Regions from separate parts of the Homo sapiens genome. Here all the other regions are linked to region 3. Evidence: chromatin contacts called from ENCODE Hi-C or POLR2A ChIA-PET data. All regions are on one chromosome and are shown on one strand. The core of a region is the stretch at or near the end of the contact, and the rest is flanking DNA. Distances in the headings are between cores, read along the strand shown.

Evidence for each region. Hi-C counts contacts between places; a loop is a spot of excess contacts on that map. ChIA-PET counts read pairs that join two places held with the same protein, here RNA polymerase II (POLR2A). Pooled maps may share reads with other maps.
Region 1: a map of B cell shows a loop between it and region 3 (27-fold over the local background). The contact joins the enhancer-like site here to the promoter of TBPL1 in region 3. A Hi-C loop is called at or near these places in 1 of 168 maps with a recorded cell type or tissue (B cell) and 5 of 50 pooled maps. POLR2A ChIA-PET finds 5 or more read pairs at or near these places in 2 of 52 experiments (OCI-LY7 and T-cell).
Region 2: a map of B cell shows a loop between it and region 3 (19-fold over the local background). The contact joins the promoter of ECHDC1 here to the promoter of TBPL1 in region 3. A Hi-C loop is called at or near these places in 2 of 168 maps with a recorded cell type or tissue (B cell and naive thymus-derived CD4-positive, alpha-beta T cell) and 6 of 50 pooled maps.

Annotation. Positions count from the first base shown.
Region 1 is chr6:141,482,148-141,486,109 of GRCh38, reverse strand. No RefSeq gene overlaps it. Among named protein-coding and RNA genes, the nearest start is that of GJE1, 650 kb to the left of the region's middle. RefSeq lists an enhancer at 2,349-2,488. Within about 2 kb of position 2,334, at least 16 of the 41 ENCODE cell types and tissues checked have a DNase peak (open chromatin) inside an H3K27ac peak, as active enhancers do; they include B cell and OCI-LY7, where a contact is called at or near this core.
Region 2 is chr6:127,342,359-127,346,417 of GRCh38, reverse strand. ECHDC1 (ethylmalonyl-CoA decarboxylase 1) reads left to right here and starts at 2,809. Exons shown (of 6, transcript NM_001002030.2): 1 at 2,809-3,082. RefSeq lists enhancers at 903-1,776, 2,651-3,524.
Region 3 is chr6:133,951,371-133,955,219 of GRCh38, reverse strand. TBPL1 (TATA-box binding protein like 1) reads right to left here and starts at 1,996. Exons shown (of 7, transcript NM_004865.4): 1 at 1,795-1,996. It overlaps LOC128092253 (umcharacterized LOC128092253), which reads right to left and starts at 1,916. Exons shown (of 2, transcript NM_001414965.1): 1 at 1,795-1,916. The coding sequence starts at 1,916. RefSeq lists a silencer at 2,889-2,998.

The DNA.
Region 1 (3,962 bases), core at 1,085-3,584, 7.5 Mb before region 3:
TTTGTTGCTATTGTTGAATAGTTCATATAGAGTAAGTCTGGAGAAAAATAAATTAAACGGTAAGGACAATTCAGTGATTATCCAATTGAACAGCTGTATGTGAAATAACATCATTATTGGTATTACTTTATTACTTTTAGGGTTTGAATTCTTGTGTTCAAGTGTAGTTCTTTCAGATATTGTTGCTGTATTATCATCTCTAAATTTGTAAGTTGTTTCTTATTTCACAGGGACATAAAGACTGGAAACAAGCTTCATTGCCATTGGGGTTCAGTTGTATCTAAGTGATAAGAGAAAATTTCTTGGTGTTGTAGAAGAGCAGAAGCCATTGTTCTCATGCCATGGCTGAGGATAAATGTGTGGGCTTTGACAAATGGCAGACATGGGTTTTTGCCCATTGATTTTGGAGATCTTCCTGAGAATCATCTTCTTAGGTGTGGTAGGCAACTAAAATAATTGTTAATGGCTTCCTGAGATTCCTTCACTTAAAAATATCTTGAAAGCAGCTTTTCTGACTGTCATTTTGCCACCTCTCAGCAGTTTTATTGGCCACTAGTTCTGTGTCTTAAACCTCTTTACATGTAAAATACTTAAGAGTGCTTTCAGTTTTAATGTCTAAACTCTTATCTATTCAGTAGTGGATATTTGCCACTCTCTTCTAGTAAATATCTGGTTTTCAAATAGATTATATGGTTATGTGAGAAAAATCCCAGAATTAAAAAAAAAATCAGTCCTATTAAATTAACCACATACCTCCATCACACCCAAAGTTCTTGCTGCTTTTCCTCATTCTTTCAAAAAAATTTTTTATGGTTTCAAAACTCCATGCTGATAGTTTTTATCTTTTGTAATGATATAAATCAAGAAAATATGTCAGGAAATAAAATTGATATAATTTCAATACATTTATTTTTATATTGTTTTATTTTGTATTAGACTTGATTTTTATGATAAAAGTCAATGAAAGTTATCAAAATTTAGAAAAATAAAAATGAGATGAAATGTATTAAAAGGAAATCTTTAGACAAATTTAAAGGAGTTTAATGAAGCAGAGAATTATTTGGGAATCCAGTAGCTCTCAAGAGCCAGCAGAGTGGTTCAGAGATCTCACTTCTGCAAAGTAGGTAGGCAGTACATATGGACAGAAAATGAAAGTAAGGTACAGAAACTGGTTGGTTACAGCTTAGCATTTTTTACTTGTTTGGACATGGTCTGATCAATTGGCAGCCTGTGATTGGCTGAAGCTAGTCGGCTGTGACTGGCTGAGACCTAGCAATTTGTTACAATATATACTCCTAAATTAGGCTTTCAGTTTGTTTAGTTAAATTGTAGTTTGTTATGTAGGGACCTACGGTACCGAGACAGCCTCAAGCCAAATTTAATTTAATTAAACAATCATCACCTCAATCTTAATCTTGGCAAAGGAAATACTAAAATAAGATGGGCCATTGAGGAATCTTTGAGCCTTCCAAGTAAAATGGCAAATTTCAAGTTACACTGCGTTACTACAGGAACTACAGAGGTTAGAGTTTTGATCAAAGACTTAAAAAATTGCCATCCAGTGAACAGATACCTGATTAAAGTTACCTCTAAAGAGGGCAAATATTTAATAAATGGCAACAAAGAGCTGGCCGGGTGTGGTGGCTCACGTATGTAATCCCAGAATTGTGGGAGGCCGAGGAAGGATGATCGCTTGAAGCCAGGAGTGGTAGACCAGCCTGGGCAACATAGTGAGACCCTGTCTCTACAAAAAATAAAAATAAATTAAAAAAATTAAAATAAATAAGTAAATAAATAAGAGCTCCCAGTTTTTGCTTTAATAACCCAGGCTTGAAATGTTGTGTTTTTTTTTCCATTGGAAAAAAAACATTTTAAGGTTTCACTTTATTTTTGCTGAATTGTTAACATTGCTGAGCTGATTTCACCTAAATTATGGTAAAGATTAATCAGAGACCCTAAACTCTGAAGGAAGTATCTTAACTATTTTTCCAGAACTCACTAACCGCAAGTCCTAGAAAACTCCCAAGGGCAAGTTTCATATTTCTGGCCATATTTTAAAACTGAAATCATTTTGAGGAAAATTCTAAAGCGTTTGAAGAGAAGCATCCAAAAATTTCAATTGCTTCTCTGAAACCTTGGAATCCTGCCTGTTAATAATCTCCATGCTCTTTGCTTAGAATTTACCCACAGAATTAACTGACAGGAAACTGCCCATCACCCTCCACCCTCCCAGTAAGACTGTGCCAAAACACTCATCAGAAGCCACAATGACAAAAATAGATCCAATTGACGACTATGCAGTGACTAAGAAACGGATGTACCGATTTAAGCTATCTTCATTATCTTCTTCCTTGTTTTGATGGCAAAAAGAAAGAGAAAGCTACGTAATAGCATCTGGGCAAAACAGCTTGTACACCAAGTTCTGCCCTATGTAATTTAAAATATTTGAGTTCTTATAACATCCCTGAAAAGCATGGCTTTTAATACAAACACCACATATATACAGTACAGATCATCTAACTATAGTCATGCTTCTGGGCAGAGCTTGCAGCAATAGCAAAAATAATAAAAGAAAATTCTCTTTGTACAGCTGAATGGCTGCACTAGAATTTTCAGTGTTCAGATGTAATTAGAAAACAGCTGTGAAGGAAAATCAATTGTTCCTGGTAGTCAATGGCTAATTTTCCACAATCAAAATAAAGAATGCAATATGACATGTTTGTAATGAGCAAGTAATTGTTTCTCTTTTGTTTATTGTTTTAACATTTTTCCCTTTATTTGTGGGAGCTGTCATTTGCTTGCTTTAGGACAACTTCTCCTAGTCTTTGCTTCTCCCATCCATATTTAAATACTAGCAACTGCCAAAGAGGCTATGCAGTCCAGCTCAGTTTATTCACGATTGCCTTGCTTATGATGGTGATTTGTGGACTTGCAAGGAAATATTGTCCTTGCTTTTATGAATTCACAATAAAGCTTCCATAAACGGAATGATTATTAAACACTAGCATTTATTCATGGGATTTAACTTTGATTCATTCTGCAAAGGTCTCATGTGTCAAAAAGATGCAGTTCCCAGAATTCATTGACCTGCTGCTCCAAGTGCGTCTGCATTGCAAAACAAAACAAAACTGAAACGACCACACGGCCCTTTTTTTATACCCTTCAATCATTGGCATAGACTGGACGGTATTGGTGTAGCAGATGGATAGAAAAGCTCAACCTCTATGGTGCACACTTGGAATTTAGATGGTTGGAAAATTAACTTAAATGCTAGAATAGACCAATGAGAGTAAAATTGTTTTATCATGCAAAAGAGTCTGGTTGAGAAACACCAAGAGGATTAACACTCCTAGGCTGCTTTCAGCTGATAGAAAAAGAAAAAAAAAATGCTTATATTATTTAGTGAAATTAATGTCTATATTATTCTTTTTCTACACTTATATTTTTCTGGAACATTCTTTGAAAGCAAATATAATTGCAGTTTCAGAGAATGAAATGAATAGTAAATAAGGACTGAATCTTAATTGCTGTGTGATCTTGGGACCATGTCTTAGTCTTGGTTTATCTCTATTTCTTTGTGAGAAAAATGATAATTAATATGTGAATATAGGTTCTTCCTCTTCTAATATTATTACATAAAATATATTAGTATATGAATATTTCCAAATTTTAAAGTTCTGGAGGAAAGACATTTTCCATTAAAAAAATGCATGATAAGCCATCAGTAGCCACTAAGTCATAACTAGTTTCATCACATCCATTTAAACCTGTGACTGACAATTTTCTGATAGTACTTCTGAATTTTTCTCAGTCTTTTGTCTCCAGAGAGCCTGTTCCAGAATCTGTGCAGTGTTTATTATATAGCTCCATTTCTTGGCCCTAAAAAGGCATTGTGGTTTGAAGTCGCTGATGATGAGAAGGGAATTCTATATTTTATGAAGCAGAGTAAACTATTAACTGAA
Region 2 (4,059 bases), core at 1,560-4,059, 6.6 Mb after region 3:
TGTGTCACCCAGGCTGGAGTGCAGTGGTGTGATCTCGGCTCACTGCAGCCTCTGCCTCCCAGGTTTAGCTGGGACTACAGGCATGTGCTGCCATGCCTGGCTAATTTTTTTGTATTTTTAGTAGATAAGGGGTTTCAGCATGTGGGCCAGGATGGTCTTGACCTCCTGACCTCGGGATCCGCCCACCTCAGCCTCCCAAAGTGCTGGGATTACAGGCGTGAGCCACTGCATCTGGCCAGTAATTTACATTCTTACCAACAGTGTATAAGTATTTCTCTCCACATATGCATGGGCATGTTATTTTTTGTCTTTTTGATAATAGCCATTCTAACAGGTATGAGGTGATATCTCATTGTGGTTTTGATTTGCATTTCCCCTATGATTATTTTTATTTATTTTTAATTTTTTAAAAATGTATGTATTTGTTTTTGAGAGTCTTGCTCTGTCACCCTGGCTGGAATGCAGTGGTGTGATCATGGCTCACTGCAGCCTCAAGCTCCTGGGCTCCAGTGATCCTCCCACCTCAGGCTCCTGAGTAGCTAGGACTATAGGTGTATGCCACATTGCCCAGCCAATTGTGATTTTTTGTAGAGACAGGGTTCTGCCATGTTGCCCATGGCTGGTCTTGAACTTCTGGGCTCAAGCAATCCACCTGCTTGGCCTCCCAAGGTGTGGGATTACAGGTGTGAGTCACTGTGCCTGGCTGAGCATTTTTTCATATATTTGTTAGTCATCATCATGTTTTCTTTTGAGAAATGTCCATTCAGGCCTTTTGCTCATTTTTAAATTGGATTTTTTTTTTTTTTTTTTTGGCTATTGAGTTGACTTCTTCATATACTCTGGATATTAACCCTTTGTCAGATATATAGTTTGCAAATATTTTCTCCCATTCTGCAGGCTGTCTTTTCACTCCGTTGATTATACATATTATGTATTTACTTATCTTTCATTGTCCACCTACCCCACTATATAGAGTTTAACTTGGATATTTTCCCAAAGTGTTAAAAAGAAAGATGGAAAATGGGAGCCAGAAATAGAAAGCCCACTGAGTACTACAGTTATCACTGAGAAAGAAGAATGAAAGTTATTACTGAAAAATAAAACTGAAGAAACCTCTCAGATGGGCCTGGTGCCTGGGTCCATGGGGACAAAAGTGGAACATCAGTCTAGCAGTCTAGTCTGGTGCTGGGGAAGACCTAAAGCCTGATTCTTCAGAGGCCATCATGGAGGCTGGGTTTGTGGGTGGTAGCCTGTAGGCTAGGCCCTCTGGGGTAGTTCTGGTGCCAGGGTCTACTGGGGTAGACCTGGACCTTGGGTTTGTTGGAGCAGGCCTGGAACCTGGGTTCACTGGAACCTGGGGCTGTAGGGACCAGCAGTCAGTGGACCTAAAGCCTATATCCACTGGTGCCAACCTGGAGACTGGGGCTGTAGGGCCCAACCTGGTGTTGGAGCCTGGTGCCTGAAACTATGGGGACCAACATGGGGAATGGAGTGGGCATAGATCTAGGCGCCATGGAGATTAGCCTAGCATTGGGGTGATCTTGGAGTCTCAGTGAAATGGCTCAGTGATCTTGGAGTCTCATTTTATAACAAACTAGAATTAAATACAGTACTTCTAATAATGACTTCTTCCAATTAGTCCAAACTGGGCTCCCACTTATTCCCTATCATACACATCTCCGTATCGTAAAACTATCCTCCCTGTTCGGCGCGTTGGCACATTCTGTTCCTCCGACTAGAATATTCCCTGTACTTATTCAAATCATACCTATGACCACTGCAGAACTCCAGGAACATGACCATCCCATCTAAACCCCTGCGTTCAGAGACTTGACCAAACTCTAGCAAGCTTTAGCAGCATAAGGCCCTGTGCCCAGGGCGACTGCCTCAGAAAGCTTAACTACGTGATGTAACCAGCACACAACTGATGATAGGTCTCTGACATCCCTTTCTTAGAACGTTTACTAAAGGGCTTGCAATTGTAAAGACTTATTTCTTGCCACTCAGAAGTTCTCTCTCAAGGACCAGAGAGTCATTCCTTTGAAATGTAATCGAGAAGGATAAAATCCTCCGTAGGAGGATAGAATCCTGCGGTAACTGTTAAAACGCGCGCACACACAAACACACAGCTGGCCTAATCACATTTACACTAACAACTCTGTAGGTTCACTTTCTCTACTGAGCGCCCGCATATCCCCTTTCTCCTTTTAAAACGTCCCTTTAAAAATGCCCAGATGATCTCTGCACGAATCGAAATAGAGCTCAGCTCTTTCCTGTCAGTAGTTAACTGAATGTTTTCACCGCTTTAACGTCCAGCTGCGCTTATCTTTGACATCGACTACCTAAGGTCTACCTTTAGTCCCACGACTCTGACAAAATGATCTCAATATTGGTGTAAAATCACCTCCCCTTTCAAGGGTCTTCCAAAGCACTTCCTGTCTGCGGCATACAAAATGTATTGGCACGGAATTTTAAGCTTACTGAGCTTTATAAACACGTCACATTCACACATTCAAGACACACACTGGATATTCGGATAAAAACAAACAAACAAAAAACTGGCTAAATACCCATTCCCCTCAATAACTTGGATAAGATACCTAAAAAAGGTCGACCTTCGGTACCTTTCTGTCTTCTCCCCTCTCGCTATTTGCCTACACTGGCTTCCTCACCTCCACTTTTTCTCACGTTTATCTGAGCGAAAACAAGCACGGTTCGGCAGCCTCCTTTCCCAGCCCTACCTTTGTGCTGCAAAAGCGAAAATTCAAAAGCCAAGTACAATAGGAGACCGCCCACCCTGGCTCCCTCGTGACACGAGGGAGCGCGAAGCGGAGGGCGCCTCGCGGCAGGAGCGGGATTTCCGGGGTCACGGGAACCGGCAGGGGAACGGGATAAAGTTCCCGGAGAAAGGAAAGGAGAGCGTGGGATAGTAAAAGAGAAGACGCGGAGAAGAGGAGAGGACCTACAAGAACGGAGGACAGGGGCGCACGATGGTCCCGGGGGGAGCGGAAACAAAGGCACGCAAAACGGAAAAGCGTGTGTAGGGGAGCGGAAAAGGAAGTCACCACCGTGGCCTGCGACGGTAAGTGGTCGTAAGGGTTGGTCTTAGCGCTTCAGTTTAGTGTTGTCAGTGGGAGAATCCTAAAATGTCGCCGTGGAATGGACTGTACCGCTCGCTTCTCCAAACGTGTCCCAGACGGCGAGCCTCCCCGGCTCCGCGGCTTGTCCCTTGCAAGCGCCGCGCAGGCCTGCCCCGCGCTGGACGTGGAGACGCGGTGCCGAGCGCCACGGGCCGGCTGTGCGCCGGCCGGGGAAAGAGGGCGAGGGGAAGAGATGAATCGGTCTTCCCAGAGCGCGCCGCGAGGTCGCGAGATTACACTTTAAAAAGCATGAGGAGGCTTGCTTTCTACATGCTGATTTAATTTCGGAATACATTCGAGGCCCTGTGCTAAGTTAGGTAATGTTCCCTATAATTGTCTTTTATGTATAAGTTGTCTTGCCTAACTAAAACTTTTCTTACTTGTATCGTGCAGCCAACTTTTCAAGAACGAAAGATGAGCAACTCCTTTCTGGTAGAGGTTCTTTCATTGGAGAATTTTTGAGCTACAATAATCCTTTTAACGCTGCGCACACATACAGGGATTACACGTGTAGGGGATTAAAAACACAGTTAAGTTTAGGTTGAAGGTGCTGTTAAGGACTTCAGGCAACATTAAATCAACACTCAGTTCTTTGCTCTGTTCCACATCTGGGCTCCTGTATAGCAGTTGTTGCTCTAGGTGCTAGAGGTATGCAGAGGAACTGGACAAGGGCAAGGAAAACAAAGGGCTCCTTCTTTAGAAGAGCTAGCATTCTCTTGGAACAGACAAGCTTGTGGTGAGAAGTATATTTGTGAAATCTACGAGGGGAGGGAGCAGCGCAGTAATAGAACGGGCGATCCTTTCTTGATTTTTTATTGGGTTCTGGCCTGAAAGGCGACTGTATAATCAGCTGGGATTCCTGCAATGATTAACATTCCAGGAAGGGAAGCCAGCCTGTGAAGAAGCATGGCATTGAAAC
Region 3 (3,849 bases), core at 747-3,246:
GAGTCTGATGGCAGCCCTGAGGTTGAGGGACACTTCGTCAAGTCTCATATGCACAAAGATAACCCCAGGACTCAACATCCACAGCCTCAAGTATGGCTATCCCAGTATATCCTTCACAGAACTGCTACAAAGATTAAGCAACAGTCTTTGATTCATTAATCTATCTTTTTCTTCTTAATGTCTTAAAATGCAACTTAAGTTTCCCAATGTTCACACTTTGCATCCTGTCCACTTCTTTACACATGAATGAAATTCCTTTAACAGACACTGGACCTCAATTCCATATTAAAAGCTTAAGATGAAAACGCCTGAGTTGAAGCTATATTCTGGCTAGCCCTCATTCAGGAACAAGCCAGCCCAATCAAGGGCACATAGTAATAGGTCACTAGAGTTTCTGATACTGATTTTGAGGGCAGAGGGTACGTAAAGAGGAGGCTGGGGAAAGGATGACACCTTTTTGCTTAGGAGAAGTCAGGTTTAACAAAAGGGGTGGGGAACAAACAGAAGCTGTGGTTGACCTAATTGCTCCTATGATTTATCAATTTTATTTTCATCTTTAATCTTCAACTTTACATAAAGAACTTTGTATGTATATGTGGCCTTTTCATTGTGCTACAGGAAAACCTCATTTACTCACCCAAAATGATTTTGTAAAGTATAAAACCATTAAGCAGCTTGTGATGTAAGACTAAAGAGGTAACATAAACTGATATTTCACTGGGCATACCAAACTGTGAATAATCCTTTCAACCAGATAGTGCTAACAGTCACTTCTCAATAGGAAGGAACTGCCATTTTCTCAAAGAGACTGCGAAATTATGCCAGGATGGCTGAACCTTCTTATGTCTCTTTTTATATTTTCCCAGAGAATCCACATTGCTTACACACACACACGCAAACCTGCTCCCTTTTCTTAAGTCACAGTTTTAAGGCACTGTTCTAAACCCTAAATACAGAAGCTCATGCACTTACTGCCAGTGTCGCTTTGGAACTGCAGGTGACAGATGCAGTCAGAGAGCTCACAGATGTGGATTGACTGCAGTTTGAGTCTTATTGCAATGAGCACATTGACAGAGCCTGCAGATGCACATCTCGGCAGGAGAGATTTTCTTTTTAAGCCCTCATGCCCTATTAGATTTACTTTTAGGGCTTTTATTGGCTATTTTTATCACTTATCCCGACTCTCATCCCTGCTTAGCCCTACCCACAATTCATTTTCTCTTCTTCAGTTCTAGATCCTTCTCCATCAATCCTAATTTTGGTCAAAAATAATAATAAAATAAAGCGAGGCTGCCGGCATTGCCAGAATCAGAAACCGACGAAGCCGCTTTTTGGGAGCTATTAGAGAAGCCGCTGTAAGTTTTCTGAGAAGCAACGGACCCCTAGCATCTTTGCACGGTCCCTCTTCCCCTGGGTGATGGCTCCGAGACAGATGAGGAATCTCTTTTCCCCGTCTTTCCCAGTGGTGGCTTAAACGAAAGATAACCCTTCTTTTCTTATCCTACACCAGGCTCGGTAACGCTCCCAGGTACGGACGCCCCACCCCCAACCCGTTATCCCTAAAGAGATCCCCAAATATCGCCCGGTCCTCTTCAGAACTGAGCCCTCCCTCGGCCACCGGACCGGTTTCCCCCACCTCAGCGGCTGCCCTCCAGTCGCCCGCCCCCACACATCCCACCCCAAGTCTGGCCCGGGCTCCGCACATGCCCACCCCGCGCCCAGACGCCCCGCACCCGGTGCTCAGGCCGCTCAGCCGCCCGCGCTCCCTGTGCCCAGGGTCGCCTAGGGGGTTACCGTGGGAAGAGGGAGCGGTGGCTGAGGACGCGGCGGCAGCGCTGCTGCCGGTTGCGTCGGATGCGAAGGAGAAGCTGGAGGACAAGGATGAGGATGAGACGGGCGCGCTCCCCAGTCTCCATGGAACTCCCGCCCCGGCCCGTTGCTAGGAGCCCCCGAGGCTCGGACTCCGTCTTCCTTGCTTTGTTGTTCCGGGTGCGAGGCGGCCGCAGCTTCCCCGCGACAATAAATAGACTAGACGCTGGGGAGCATAGAGACAGTGCGCGAGGGCTAGAGCGCCGCCGGACAGGGCGCTCCTGGGTGCCTCGCTAGCCACTCATTTCCGGCTCTCACTGCTCCCGTCACTTTCCCCGTCCCCCGCCCCCACCCTTCCTTCCTCCTTCCTGGTCCCCAAATCAGGCCCCTCCTGCCCACCCGCTGGGCTCGGTGGGAGGTAAGAGGTGGGATGGGGGCGGCGCTAATGGGCATCGGACTAGACTTTTTTGTTTAAGAACCGCTTGAAAGGGTTCTGAAAACACCGTGTATCCTTTGTATATTTTTAGTTGATATCTAAACGTGTAGTAATTTCTGGCATACAGTCGAATATTTAGGTGGACTTTTTTGTCAAAACCGTAGAACTTTCTCATCAGCTCATTAAATTTATACAAAAGGTCCTCCCCACCCCCCATTATATAATTGCTAAAGCTAGTCCTTACCGTCCAGACGAGACTTGTTTTCTGCCTGAAAAAAGTCCTTCGCTTTTTCAGTCAAAATGAACCCGTTAATTTATGATGTCGCGATAAATTCCCCTAGTGAGATTCCTCACTAGGCGAATTGGAATCCTGGTCTTAGAGCGACCGGGGATGACAGATGACAGACGGAGGGAAGGAAGTGGGGAGAGATGGAGACACAAGGTGTGGCGAGACGGAGGGATAACGCAGGACCGTATGCCACTTCTGTCGCCTGTCCCACATTCCTTACTCTACGTGGGTTTGCGGTCGGGACTGTCCCTCGGGAACCGAGAGGCGGATCCAGGAAGGATGGGAGTGGGAGAGGGCGGATGCTGGCGAGGACTCAGGCAGCCCGGGATAGGAGGACCTCTAGGAACGGAGACCCTCCGCGGCTCTGCGCCCAAGTAGCCCTGCAGGGGCCGGGGGACCCCGGGGGCGCACAATGGCCCGTTTGAACCGTCGCCCTGGGGCCCGAGTGCGTCCTCGGGGTCCCTCGGGAGTGGCCTGAGAGGCGCTGCCCGCGGGAGCGAAAATCGCGTAACGGCCCTGAGGGCGCCACGCCACGCCACGCCACGCCACGCCGCGCGGAAGCCCCCGGCTCCCGGCCCCACGTTTCCCACTCTCAGGCCGGCATCGGCCTTTCCACCAGAGCTCGGCTGCAGTCAGAAGCCCCTGGCGTTAGTTGAGGTCAATGGCAGCCCTGATTTAATTATTAAAAGACCACGCCGAGCCGGGTTCATGGGTACCTGGCCTCTGATTGGTGGGAATCAGATGAAAAAAATGAAAATGCCACTGCCTTTTTAAAAGAGAAGACGTGGGCTGAATTCTTGGGGTTTTGACAGTAGGCAACCATTTAGGTATTTTATTATTTACGAGATCTCCAAGGATGCCTCTTGATTTTTTGCTTTCCCCTCTGAGTGTTCAGAAACATATTCGAGCATTTGAAAGCTCCGTAGAATGATGGAGTTTGTTTTCATTTCTGTACTAATTTATTTTTCAAGGGATAGTGATTATAGTTGGGTCAGGTTTAATAAAGAAAGTGAACAAGAAGCTGGGTTAGAAAGTAATGTCTGTGTGGTGGTGGGGAGAGGACTTTTAGGAGGTAACATCTCAGCCAATTTCTAAAAGGGATGGGAGTGGGAAGAATGTATGTAGAGTGTTCCAGTCAGAGGGAACAAGATATGCTGAGTACTTGCTGTGCTGGGGTATTAGTGTGGCTAGGGCATCAGGAAACAGTGCAAAGGAAGAATGACAGTCATTGAAATTGGAGGGAAATTAAGGTCTTGAACTTTCAGTGCCTTGTAGACCATAGAAGGAGTTTGGACTTTCTTCCAAGTGCTAGGGA